Regions from separate parts of the Homo sapiens genome. Here region 1 is linked to region 2. The links are chromatin contacts, found by Hi-C or POLR2A ChIA-PET in ENCODE. All regions are on one chromosome and are shown on one strand. Each heading gives the region's core, a stretch centred on a gene start or an enhancer-like site at or near the end of the contact. The rest is flanking DNA. Distances are from core to core; before and after follow the strand shown. Region 1 has its middle 100 kb from the start of PLEKHG1. Region 2 has its middle 53 kb from the start of PLEKHG1.

What was found. A loop is a pair of places that touch in the nucleus more often than their neighbours do. ChIA-PET counts read pairs that join two places held with the same protein, here RNA polymerase II (POLR2A).
Region 1: a loop to region 2 is called in a map of Right ventricle myocardium inferior, with 2.0 times the contacts of the local background. The contact joins two enhancer-like sites. A Hi-C loop is called at or near these places in 1 of 168 maps with a recorded cell type or tissue (Right ventricle myocardium inferior). POLR2A ChIA-PET finds 5 or more read pairs at or near these places in 6 of 52 experiments (HEK293, OCI-LY7, PC-9 and 3 more).

Annotation. Positions count from the first base shown.
Region 1 is chr6:150,491,826-150,498,834 of GRCh38, reverse strand. No RefSeq gene overlaps it. Among named protein-coding and RNA genes, the nearest start is that of PLEKHG1, 100 kb to the left of the region's middle. Within about 2 kb of position 5,759, at least 7 of the 41 ENCODE cell types and tissues checked have a DNase peak (open chromatin) inside an H3K27ac peak, as active enhancers do.
Region 2 is chr6:150,543,666-150,550,245 of GRCh38, reverse strand. No RefSeq gene overlaps it. Among named protein-coding and RNA genes, the nearest start is that of PLEKHG1, 53 kb to the left of the region's middle. Within about 2 kb of position 2,650, at least 2 of the 41 ENCODE cell types and tissues checked have a DNase peak (open chromatin) inside an H3K27ac peak, as active enhancers do.

The DNA of each region.
Region 1 (7,009 bases), core at 4,510-7,009, 55 kb after region 2:
GATTGTGACTATAGGGACAGTGAAGGTAGCCTCTAGCAAATGGTAAAGCAGAAAAGAACTTCTGAAAATACGAAGAAATGGGAAAGAGATAATAACTTGAGTGATCCAGGGGAAAGAAAGAAAGAAAAGGAAGAAAGGAGAGACTAAAAAAGTGAAATAAATAAAAGTCATAAATCAATGGAAGGAATAATATTCAGCTTATTGGTAGTTCCATTAAATGTAAACGGGCTGAATTATTCTACTAAAGGACAGACCACGACAGACATATATATGAAAAAAAAGAATAAATAAATATTTTATTTCATATATATTTCATTTATATATGTCAAGTAATAAAATTGCCACTCGTATTCAGTGCTGATGAGGATCAGGAAGAAATCATTATCATACATAGCAGGTGAAAGTATAAATTGTTACGTTTCTTTTGAAAAGCAATCTGGCAAGATAAGCAAATAGAATTAAAATAATTGAACCAGCACACAATTCTTTATTTATGAAATTACTCTATAGAATATAAACGTAGGTCCCCCAGGATATATGTGAAAATATGTTGAAGCATTAGCTGTAGTTGCAAAAGAGTGCAAAAAGTTGAAGTCCCATCAATAGGAAAAAGATTGAATAAACAGGGACATATCCATGCCATAGAAGCTGTTGAAAATGCTGGCATTTTACAATTATATTTATTGTGATGGTTTTCATACTGGTGAACTCTGAAAACCATCTAAAACTTTAACCATATGGTTTGTAGTAATTAATTATGTACAGCCAGCAAATAAAACCCTCTGTAGCCATAAAAATTCGCTGGACATACTCCCAGCAACTTAGGAGGCTGAGTTGGGAGGACTGCTTGAGCCCAAGAGCTCAAGACCACTCTGGGAAACACAGCAAGACCCTGTCTCGAGAGAGAGAAGAAAAAAAGGCATGTAAGTATAGCTATTTTCATGTGGTGTTTAGAGTGTCTCTTGTTAAAGTGAAAATCAGTTTACAAAATAGCAGTTATTTTTATTTAAATCTCAAAGTCTTATAGGACTATCAGATGCTGTATAAATATAGTGAAGACTATCAAAAATCAATCACAATTTAATCCTAAATAGCATATTCATAAAATCATTTCAGTTAAAATTGGTCAATAAACAGAAATGCTCCGTTTTATCAAAAAGATCCAACACTGCCTCAAGGTTCTTAGAAATTTTTAGTAAGATAAGAAAATGAAATTACATTATAAACATTGAAAACTAGAGCTTACTGATTATACTACCATGTAGCTATAAACATCTGAGACTAATAATTGAATTAATAAAAATCATGTTAGGTTTTTAGATATAACCTAAATATTCAAAATCAATATTCCCCCACCTCCAATTTAATCAAAAAGCACCAAAAAGAAATGGCTAAAATATCCCACTTATCATACAGACAGAAACCCTAAAACATAGAGGAGTAACAAAAATACACTGGATTTCAAAGAAGAAAACAATAAAATCTTATTAAAGGACATGAAAGAGTTTCCAAACTAGTAGAAAAATGTTACATATTCCTGGGTGGGAAGCCTTACTACAATAAAAATATTGATATCCCTAAATTAGCATTTGGACATAATGCAATTCCAGTTAGAATTCCATCAAATATTTAAATTAGATTAAAGGATCTTAAAATTTATAGAGGAGAATAACTATCTGTGGTCAAGATACTTTAGAAAAATAATTGCCTTACCAAATATGGGAAAACTCTAAAGCATTGTAATCGCATCAATAGGGTATTCATCTAGGAATAAATAAATAAGAGTGAGACAGAAAGAAGAATGCAAAAATAAAGGCAAATAAATAGAGCATAGCTAATAATTTAAGTGAGATTTAAATTTAGTGGGAAAAGAATGGATTATTTAAAATAAGCACTGCTACTATCTGTAAAATAAAATTGGGCGCCTACTTACTTCATATAAAAAATAAATTCCAGATGGCTTATAGACTGAATGCCAAAAGAAGTAAATAAATAAAATAAGCAATAATTTCTGCAGAAAAATCTAGGAAAATCTGTCTAATATTGGGAGAGGAAGATGTTATTAACAAAGACTAGAAACTCAGAAGGTAGAAAATTAAAAACACATATTTGACCCATACAAATTGTACACTTTTAAAAACGGACAAAACAGCAGATCTGGAAAAATACTTCTAAGGCAGAGAATAGTGTCTTACAATATCTGTAATACACAAAAAGATCTCAGGAATTGATGAAAAGGGAAATGCACTCTAACAGAAAAGTGAGTAAAGAAGATGAATAATCACTTCACAAGAATAAATCCACACAGCTAAGATGAATATGGAAAATGATCAAACCACTAATTGTCAGGGGGAGTCAAATTATAATAACAAGTCACCTTTCATCCATACAGGCATGTTTATGTGTGTGGGTGTGTGGAATTAGATAAACTTAGAAAAGTATGGAAAGATAATTATGAGGTTGTCTGAGTAGTTCATATGAGATGATGGGTTAAAAGGTGGGATGGAGAATCAAAGGAAAAAAGTAAAGAAAAAAGACTAAATTTGAAAACACTGCATTTAAGTAAATTACATCTATTTCTTGAATAAAAAATGTTTAAAGATTAAATCAATAAGCGTCTCTAAGAAGTACAGTGTTAAGGCCTCAGGCCCCGGCACCAGGCCCCTTATTGACCTTGACCCCTCATGGTCTATGTGACCTTGGGCAATTCATTCATGCAACAGAAAATGGGGATAATAATGGCACATATTCATATGATTGTTTTTAGGATAGGTTGAAATTATAAACTTAATTGACTTGTCACAGTTCCAAGTACTGTGCGTAATAAATGCATTGCAAATGTCAGCTACCATTATTACCGAACAAGTGTAATCTTGAACAAAGACTTACTGTACTTTTTAAAGCAACTTACTTGATGAAAGTTAGCATATGTTTACAAATTCTTTTCTCTTCCATCAAAGAAATGGAGACTGAGGACTAGAAATGATAAAAACGAAATGCTAGGACCCGCCACCAATTGTAGAATTCACATAAATGATGACAAAACTGCTCCAAAATTATAATGGAAGTCAATGAGAAGATAAGAGAATAAAAACTTAATTTTCTGCAACTTTCCAAAATCATAACTATTTTTTAAAGTAAGGAACATCTGCTCAATACTGAAAATTATAGTTTCTTTTAGCAACAGAAATTAGTACAGTATCCTATCATCATTAATGCTCCTGTAAGCTCCTTCCCTGTCACCTGGACTGCCTGACTTGGTAGCGCCTGCTATTTATGCCCCAGCCACTTAACTGCTTAGCAGTTTTCCTTACTGTAAAAGTACAAGAACCCACTTAGCACAGCCCAAACCTTCTTCATGGTGTGCAACAATCTCATGGCATCTCCTACAAGTTTCCTAGTTATCCCAAATTAGCCATTTATCCATAGACAGTGTCAGTTCTCAAGCTTTAATAAGAATCATTGGTAAGCGTGTTAAATACAGATTCCTGGGCAATCACTGTAAACACTGGATTTTGTAAGTCTGTGGTGGAGCACAGGAATCTGTGTTTTTCAACAGATCACTTAGGAGATTCTCATACAAGTGATCCAATGACTGCACTTGGAAATGACTGCACTGCTTTAAGAATAGTGTAAACCTTGGAGCCTATTAGACATGCAGAATCTGGGGCCTTACCTAGGACCTGCTGAATTAGAACCTACATTTTAACAAGATCTCCAGGCGACTCATGTGCCTGTTAAGTTTTGAGAAGCACGTTAATTTTGAAAGAACATCCTCATTGTCTGAAATAACCTGGAAGAGTAAGTAGAGTCTTTCAGTTCCAAAGGTGTTCAGTTCAGTTCTAAAGAATCGCACGGAAGAATCACACAGAAGAAATGCATGGACTACATATTTTAGTAAGAGTTTTATCATTGCTTTCAGGTTTTAATTCAGTTTTACAGTTCTTGTTGAGAAATACCGTATACTAAACCTCATTCTCCAATTTGGTTGCCTTCTCGAGGACATAAGGGTTTCTTGCTGAGCTCTTTTTATCCTCTGTTTTACACAATTATTTTGGGAGGTTGCTGGCTCACCAGGGAAATAATGTGCTATTTTCTATACAATATAATTTTCCTAACTCTACATTTTACATATCGGGTTCATGCCCTCACTAAATTCAAACATTTTATTTGTTTGCTTAAGGCAAGACATTGGGGTCATTCCCCAAACAAGTATCTCATCTGATGAAATCAGGAAGGTGCTTCTGGTGTCAAAGGGAAGTGTCTCATCTCCAGGGAGGGACTCCAACTTTTTGGCCGGGGGAGCAAGAACATCTGTTTCAGTCGTGATCCGTCCTGTTGGCTGAGCTGTCGGTGGGGGTGTTTGGGATGCAGCCCTGGACCTTCATCGGAAGACACTGCTGTGGTCATCAAAGGATATTTGCCATGGAATCCAGGACACACCCATAGGGAATAAATACACAGTTATGAAAAAATGATTACCAATAAAATAGTGACCTAGAAAGGCCCACAAGCTGGCTCAGGCCCTGGCTTTTTCTCCCCTCTTCTATTTTTACTCATTGGAAATAGACAAGAACATTTCAGAAAGAACATCCTCACTGTCTGAAATAATCTGGAAGAATAAGTACAGCAGTTCAGTTCCAAAGGCATTGTGGATACTCCATGTGTATTTTCATCAGCTGGTAACAATTTCTTAAAAACAAGACTTGATATGTGGCATTTTGCTCCTCAAGTCCATTTTAAATTATCTGTCCTCTCACCTAACAGGTTATAGGGAACACCCAGGAGGCCATAGGTATGAGGAGAGGCAGAGGCTACAGTAGCTCAGAGATCAGCCACGTGGAGTTCTGAGGCACTGTATTAGTCTGTTTTCATGCTTCTGATAGAGACATACCCAAGACTGGGCAATTTACAAAAGAAAGTGGTTTATTGGACTTACAGTTCTACATGGTTGGGGAGGCCTCACAATCATGGTGGAAGGCAAGGAGGAGCAAGTCACATCTTACATGGATGGTGGCAGGTGAAAAGAGAGCTTGTGCAGGGGATCTCCCATTTTTAAAACCATCAGATCTCGTGAGACCCATTCACTGTCATGGGAACAGTAGGGGAAAGAAGATGATTGAATCATCTTCTACTGGGTCCCTCCCACAACACATGGGAATTATGGGAGCTACAAGATGAGATTTGGGTGGGGACACAGAACCATACCGTATTAGGCACCTTCTCATGTAGCTTACTTGAGGAGATTCCCTCTCCCCTCTACACACACACCTTCTCCAACCTGATCCCAAATGAAGCCTTTCCATAGCACCATCTATTGCAACTGGTCTGAGACCTTATGAATCGGTGGACCTAACATGCCCAGCTCATGGTCAGGGACTCCTCTTTCCTGGGACCCTTCTCGTTCCCACTGAAATTTATGTATCCAGTTTGAATCTATTTTCTAAACAATATAGCCATTGACCTTTTCTCTTAGGAAAATAACAATTAAAAACACAAAAATCTGCTCAGGCCGAATATAGCCTTCAGGAAATACCCTTAAGCTTTAACCAGTGCACAGCCAGTCACTTGGTGCTTGCTGTAAAGGAATTTATAATGGGAAAACAATGTTCCCCAGGAAACTGGTTTACTTTCAGACACGTTATTAGACAAAGGGAGTAAAGGAGAGTCAGGGAAGTGAGCCAAGAAACCTGTGGGGCCGAGGGCTGCATGGCTGAGTCACTATGTGGGCCTGGTGTGCCAGTCCAGCAAGAGTGGTGCGATTCTCTCACATCTGTGTCTGTCCCGAGCCAGAGACCTGACCTCCAGCAGACATCCTTAGAAGGGCGCCAGTCCAGTCTTCTCATTTCACAGAGGAGGAAGGTAAATTTCGAATCTCAGGGGACTTGCAGGGATCACCCTCGCAGCTAATGATGGTGCTGGAACCCTGTGCCACCAGAGGCACAGAATGTGGGAAGCCATGCAACCACAAGGAGGGAGGATGGAAGGACCTGAGGGGCCAGCAAGAAGGTGGGGCCAGTGAGAAGGCAGGGCCAATGAAAAGGCAGGTCAGTGAGAAGGTGGGGCCAGCAAGAGGGTGGGGCCAGTGAGAGGGCAAGTCCAATGAAAAGGCGGGTCAGTGATAAGGTGGGGCCAGGAAGAGGGTAGGGCCATTGGAAGGGCAGGGCCAATGAAAAGACAGGTCAGTGAGAAGGTGGGGCCCGAGAGAGAGGGTGGGGCAAGAGAGGGGTAGGGCCAGCAGAGGGTGGGACTAGTGATGGGGTGAGAAGAGTGATGGGGCAGGCCAAAGGCTGTATCTCTAATGTAGAAGAACCATTGAATTTTGAACAGGGATGTAAGGTTACTAGCTGTGAAATTTGAGGCACATCACCTAATGTCTCCAGTATTACCTGGAGCAGGCAACATCTTTTCCATCTACTAAACTTGGAACTTCTCAAGGGAAATTATGAGTCTTGGGATGTCATAAATGTCCACATACGAGGTGATTATGGCAGTCAGCCCTTGCATTAGCAGAGGTGAGTCCCATCACGAACCAGCAAGTCATCCTCCTGGTGTCATTTCTTCACCTACATACAATAAGGGTTGGATTAAATGAATTATGAGATCTTTTCCAATTCTAAAAAAAAATTCTGGTCCTGAGGTAAGTTTTCAAAATTTATTTTTAATTATTATACATTTAAAAAGAACAAAACATTTTGCTCTTCAATGGAGAGGAATCAGGCCAGACAGCTGCACAGGAAAAACAGATGTTTAAAAATACATTTTATGGATAAAGTGTATTTTTTTTTTCCTTTTCCTGGTTCCTTTTGACCTGTGGTTTTTTGGTTTGACCCTTGTTGTGAAAACAGAGCTGGATACACACGTATTTCTTAGGCTTCCTAAACTCCTGAAATAGAGCAATGCAGGAACACCTGCTGAGAACGTGGGGAGGGGGCAGGGGGCTGCAACCTTCCACATCCAGGAAGAAACCAGGCTGAGGTCTCTGTTCTGGAGCCATTAGTGACATGAC
Region 2 (6,580 bases), core at 1,401-3,900:
ACAAGTCACATCAGAGGACACCAGGCCTGGGTAACAGGGCCTGGTTTTGGGAGATGTGTCCAGTAGTGTGTGGCTTCACCGGGGAGCCTGGTCAGCCCAGGGCAGGAAGGGAAGGGAAGGGGCATGCAGTTTAACTTTACTTTCCTTCGCAACCCTCCTTCCCAGCCCACTCCTCCAGACGTGTACAACAAACAGGTACAGTCACTTGAGAAGAATTTTCCAAGGCAGCAGGTGGCTCAGGAGTGGTGAGCTTTATTAGAAAGCTCGTGGACTGGCTTCTGGTCATGGAATCATGGAGAACTGTGGTATAGAGTGTCATGAAGAATTCTCATAAACAGACGCCCTGGGAAATGAGGTCATTTATTGAAAGCAAGAGAACACAAAGACAGCTCAGCAGAAGCTCCAGGTCCTTCCTCCCTCTCTCCACTCTACAATCTTGCCCGATCTTTGCCTGTTTCTTACTCCCCACCCTTTCAAAATCTCTTGCAAACAATTGGAAGGGGAGAAGCTGAGGGAGAAGGCGAGGCAGTAATGAACAAAAATGGGAGAAGGAGGGATAAAGAGAGGAACAGGAGGAGGACTCGGGCCAAGAGACAGAGGGGAGTGGGAGGGAGCATGAGAGAGGCCCTGCCATGCGGCAGTCCTGTGACACACCGTCTAAGCTAGTGCAGCACGAACATAGCGCCACGGGTACTGCTTTGTTGGCAAAGGACATTTTCCTTAGAAAAGCTTTGGAGAATGTTGCCTAGTAGAAATCCCAGGGGGCCTGGCATGGATGCCTGGCATGGAGTCTGCTGCAAGGGGCTATGGACCTGGCAGAACTGTACATCCTTCAGACACTCATGGAGGGTCCCCTGGCCTTCTCTGATAACAGCTGGGGACATCACCGGCACCTGTGAACGGCAGTGCAGGCTGGAGGTGGTGTCATGGGGTGGATGGGGCTTGTTCTGCCTTCCATTCAGGCCATGGGATTAGCCTAAATGTCATGTCCATCTGCTCTGTAGCTTAAGAGCAGAGATCTTTTCTGCCTCCGGGGGCACCAACGGGGGCTCCCCTAGGACTGAGAGTGAGGCAGTGCCCTGGGTCACCTTCCTTTGCTCTTCTAGGTGCATTCTCATTCTTGTCCACCCTGCTCTGTGCCTCTGGGACTGACTCTTATGGGTTGCATTGGGGGGCTCCCTTGCTCACTGATACCCACTGGGCCTGGTCAATGGGCGAGACTGGCAAGAGTAGAGAGTGAGATCTGGTTATGATGCAACAGCTTCCATTTATCCCTCCAGATCCAGAATACAACTTTAAAGTGTTAGATAGTAACCAGTCACACACATCCTAAATGACATATGTGTCAGCCTAAATTAATCAAAAGGGTCAGAATCTAATTTAAAGAGAGTTTATTCAAGGGCAAAGTATGAAGGTGGCTGTCTGGGGAGTGGAGTGACACTGGAAATAGGTGATCAGTGTTCCCTACATTGGGTAAAATGAGGACCATTTATGTAGGCAAAACGGAGGTGCTGACTAGAATCACATTTTCCATACAAAAGCTAACATACAAATATAAGATTTGATTGGCTACTGTTGACTGTAAACTCTAAGAGGGTTGTTTAACATTTTATTGTAAAGAGGTAATCATCACAAGGGTCTCCATGTCCACATCATTTAGCCCAGGTTTGAATGAAGAATAGAGTCTGGTTAATGTATAACATCCCAGCACAAAAGTCAGAAAGCAACGGTGGCCATGCACCAGGGAAGGAAAACAGCCGTGTTCCCTGAGTCAGTTTCCAGGTCTTAATTTTTCCCTTTGGTGTAATAAATTCAGAAGGTCCTGAAATTTTATTTTCTTTTTACATATATATGTGTGACACCTACAACATTGACTCGGGGAATTCAGGAAGGCTGATTTGAACTGACTCGGACAGGCACCTTTGAAGAATTCTATTGGGCCTGTGCTAGCTGCCCACTTTTTTTCCACTGTCAATGTGCTTCAGGCAACAGAGGTAGAGCTGTGGGTCGTTCTGGGGACCTCCCTGTCACAATCCCTGGCTATGCCTTCTTGTCAAACACAGAATAGACCAACTTTTGATCTTTCACCTGACTGGGATGCGCCATTGTCAAGGGGCTTCAGATTTTGATTTCAGTTGGAACTATAGTCAAAGGCATGTGGTGTGGCCTTTGAGCTCGAAGCCCCAGAATCAAGGGTCTATTCATTCCTGACACAATTCCTGCACCGAACCTCCTACCCGTAACCTTGGCCAGGGCTGTATATTTTCTACTTGTCAAGGAGACGCAAGGATTGAAGAGGAGTCATTCCTCTAATGTCATGACACTCCCCCCCAACCAAAACACCAGTTCGAAGTTTAGTTTACCAAACGTTTCCCCAGGGATTGCCTTCAAGGCTACTTTCCAGCCACAGAGAAAACTAGTTCCTGGCATTCCAGTCACAGACACACGCTGTTGGTCTTCCTCTCCTTCACCTCTAGGGACTTCATGCTCCTCAATCCACCCAGCCCCCTCCTCCCTCCCTTTCCTCTTCCTCCCTCCCTTTCCTCTTCCTCCCTCCCTCTTTTTTGTCCTTTAGTCTCTCTCCCTCTTGGCCAGCTGCCTGGACACAGACAAGAGGGTCATAGATACGCGTTCCACAGATGTAGGCATGTAACTAAAGTCCATGCTGAGAACAGGACTGAAGGTCCCTCCCAGCTCCCTCCCAAGGGGCAGCACTTCCAGAAGCAGACCGATGCATCTATTTCCATGTTTTGCAAAATGTGCATGAAAATGACTGTCTGAGAGCAAGAAATCAAATCCTTAGAGCATTAGGAGGGAGCTCCTGGAAGACCATTCTTTCTACTTGTAAGATGCCTGCAAAAAGCAACTTCCAGACCAAAGGGAAAGAAGAGAATCCTGGACAAAGCATGAGGCAACAAACATGCAGCAACCCACCATAGCACTTTTCATCCCTTATGCTGGGACTTTGTCTTCAGAATGGACATTTTCCGGGCCAGATCACAAATCTGCTCATCCACTGGTTGAGTCTGCCTGTTTGCTTTTATTTCACCCTCCATCAGGTCTGGGCAGGTGAAATAAACAACTAGACACACAGTTTTCACTGCTAAGCAAAGACACAGGAAAAGAATAATAAGTAAGAGCTTAGTTATTGGTTGTAAATTACTGACACGAAAAGCTGCCTTGGAGGTGTTTGGAGACACCGGAAAATGTGCTGATGCCTGAAATCCAGCGGCTTGGTAGCTTTTGACCATGGTCAAAAAGCTGCCTCTGAGCCTCAGAAATTGTTCAGTCTGAAAATCAGATGGCTCACAGATGGAACTGCATTTTTTCCCCCTTCTTTCTATTGGGAGGGAGATGTTCTCTTAAGGGGGCTAAGTTATCTTTTGGCGTCGCACGTCAAGAGGATCAATGTCAGGAAAAAACAATGTTTGTTTCCTTTGTATTCTAAGATGTCCTATTTTTGGCATTCTTCCTTGAGGATGGCTTTATCTCGATGCAGAGACCAGGAAGTCAATTGTGTTGGCCAGAGCATCCTCCTGGCCAAGCTTCGTTCAAAGCTGCAGACGGCTCCACTTAGCCTCTGGCACCTCGTGCACTACTTGCCCAGGGCCAGCTCAGGCTTTTACCAAAGTCCATGTTTGAGGGGCCCAGATGGCTCACAACGCTTCCACCTTGTTTGTAAAATATTAGTTTTGTTCTTCAGATGAGAAGATTAAGCTTCATCTTATTCAATATCCTTTTAATCTGCCTCTGTTTCTGTGGCTCTCTTAGCCAGAAGTGGGTGGATGCTGACATTTGTGCCCCTGCAAGCAAACAAGATTTTCTCAGTTTTGTTACTAACAATAGAACAAATGACACTGTGAATGTCCAGGGAATTTTTGTGGCATCTAGTAGCAGTGGGTGGAAGGGGTGACGGGTGTAACTAACATGACTGCTTCGTTTTATTCTCCAAATTCAGTTGTTGCATGAAGATTTTAAAGAAATGTTACTCTTATTAAAACAACTCAGAAAAATTACCTCTTTTTCTTAGGGCTCATCTATAATACATGAATATTTCTCTCAAATTTAGCAGTTCTTTGATGTTAAAATTTTGATCCTTAGAATGTTTTCTTATTTTTTAAAAACATTTTAAGTTCTAAAAATAATGAATAGTATAATACCCTATGCATATTTCTATCACCCAGAAATATCAACTTAATTTTTAATATATTTGCTTCTAGCCTTTTTTCCCCCTATTTTAAATAATGAAAGCATCACAGAGGTAGCTTAAGTTCACTTCATCCTTGATCTCACCAACCTTGGTCCCTCACACCACCCCAACTATGCAATTATACCATGAGTGTGTTGAGTTTGGTGTGTATAATTTAAGATCATTTCCATATTTTACATGTAATACATACCCGTGAAATATAGAGTACATTTATATGTGTGTTTTGCTTTTTATTGAAGCAAAATGTGTATGTAAAAAGCATACATACTCAAAAGTTACAGCTCAGTAAATAACTATACAGTAAGCATATCTATGAACCAAACATCCATATAAAAAAAACAGAATTATTACCATCACTCAACCCTCATATTGTAACTTTGTATGTTAATTTTGCTTAATTTTGAATTCTATACTGGGTAATATAATCTTTCGTGTCTGGCTTCTTTTGCTCAACACTTAAGTGAAATTCAAACATGCTTTTGAATATAGCTGTAGTTCATTCATTTTCATTGCTGTATTGTTAAAAGAAAAACTTTAAACAAATCATATTTAACCAAGTTGAATAGAGAAAAGAAAGATTGAAGAACTGGGCAGCCCTCCACCTCCCAACCAGAATAGGTTCAAAGTGATTCCTGCTGTGTGGTCGGAGAGGATTTATGGACAGAAAAAGGAAAGGGAGGTATGGAAATTGCTGGGCTGGTTACAGCACAGTTTGAACCGATGGCCATCTTTGATCACCTGAAACTCAGTGATTGGTACAAGAGTAGGTTACAGTCTGCTTATGCATCCAGTCAGGTTACAGTTCACTTTGTATGGAGAAACTTTTATCCTGAACTTAAAATATGTAAGGAGGCAGCTTTAGGCTAAACTTAATTTAACAGTATTCAATAACATTAACATACTACAATTTATTTAACCATTCTTCCATAGGTGAACATTTGGGATGTTTCCCAATTTCCAAAGTTTCCATTTATTATGAGTAGTGCTACTATGAACATTCTTGAGCATATGTTTTGGTGTGCACATATGTTTCTATTGGGTACGTAACAAGGAGTGGAATTGCTAGGTAATCTGATATGATTATAATGAGCTTCAATAAGACTTGCCAAACCATTTTACAATGTGCTAATGCCAATTTATATTTCCACCAGTTTGTATTGTTTCTGAAATGTGCTGAAGAGCACCGCACAGTGCTTATAATCTGAAACAGTACCATATATAGGTCTGCATCTTGTTTCTTTCACCCAGTTTTTAAAATAACCCATTCATATTGACATATAGAGCTATGGCTCTAAACCACTATGACTATTCCATTATACGTATACATCACATTTTATTAACTAATTCATCTATTAATACACATTAGGTTGTTTCCATCATTTTATTTTTGCTAAGAATGCTGTATTTAGCCTCCTTTTACAAGTCTTGAATTAAGGGCCAACAATTTCTTTACTTCAGTGTTTCCAAAATTTGTCTGATAATAAGAATCACCTGTAGTATTGTAGGACTGGTTAAATATTCAGATTCCCAGGCCTTTTCCTGGGAGCATCTGAGTCAGGGAGTCTAGGGGTCTGCAGGCATCTGCGTGTTTCACCACCATTCCAGGTGTCCTTTTAGTCAAGGAGGTTTTGGAAGGGTTGCCTTAGGTTACATATACTCAAAAGTGGAATTGTTTGATCGTAGGCTGGGCACATACACAGTTTTACTAGATACTACCTCATTGTTCTCTGAAGGCACTGTTCCACTGAATCATCACACCAGCATTGTATAATAGACATTTTTTCCATATCCTTAATGTTTTCTGTTTTCAGACTTAAACTTGTTCACCAATCTGAAGGATGAAAAGTGGTATTTTTAAGTTCTATTTCTCTGATTACCACCGATAATGATACTTGCTAGCATTTGTGTAGCACTTCCTATGCTATCTGCTGTTTCAAGCAGCTAACTTGTCTTAGCTCATTATACAATATATAGGAAAACTAGACACTGAAGTCAATTAACTGCCCAACGTCATTGACCATTCAGATTCCCTCTGCTGTAAATTTCCTATTATTGTCCATTACCCATTTCTTCTATTGTGTTGCTGATCTTTCTCTTATTGCTATCTTGGATTTTTAAAAAATATAGTATAGATACTATTTTTTTTCTATTATATGTGTTGCAAATAACATCTCCCAATCTGCCACATATTTATAGAGCTTGTTTTTGGTGATGCTTTTCACCTTTTCTAATGCACTTTCACAAATGATATTTCCACCATTCATTCATTTATTCTTCCATCAAGCATTCATTGCTCACAGTGCTTGGCACTATTTGAGTCACCAAGGTTACAGACATCTCTGCTGAAATAGGGCCCATGGTCTAGTTGGA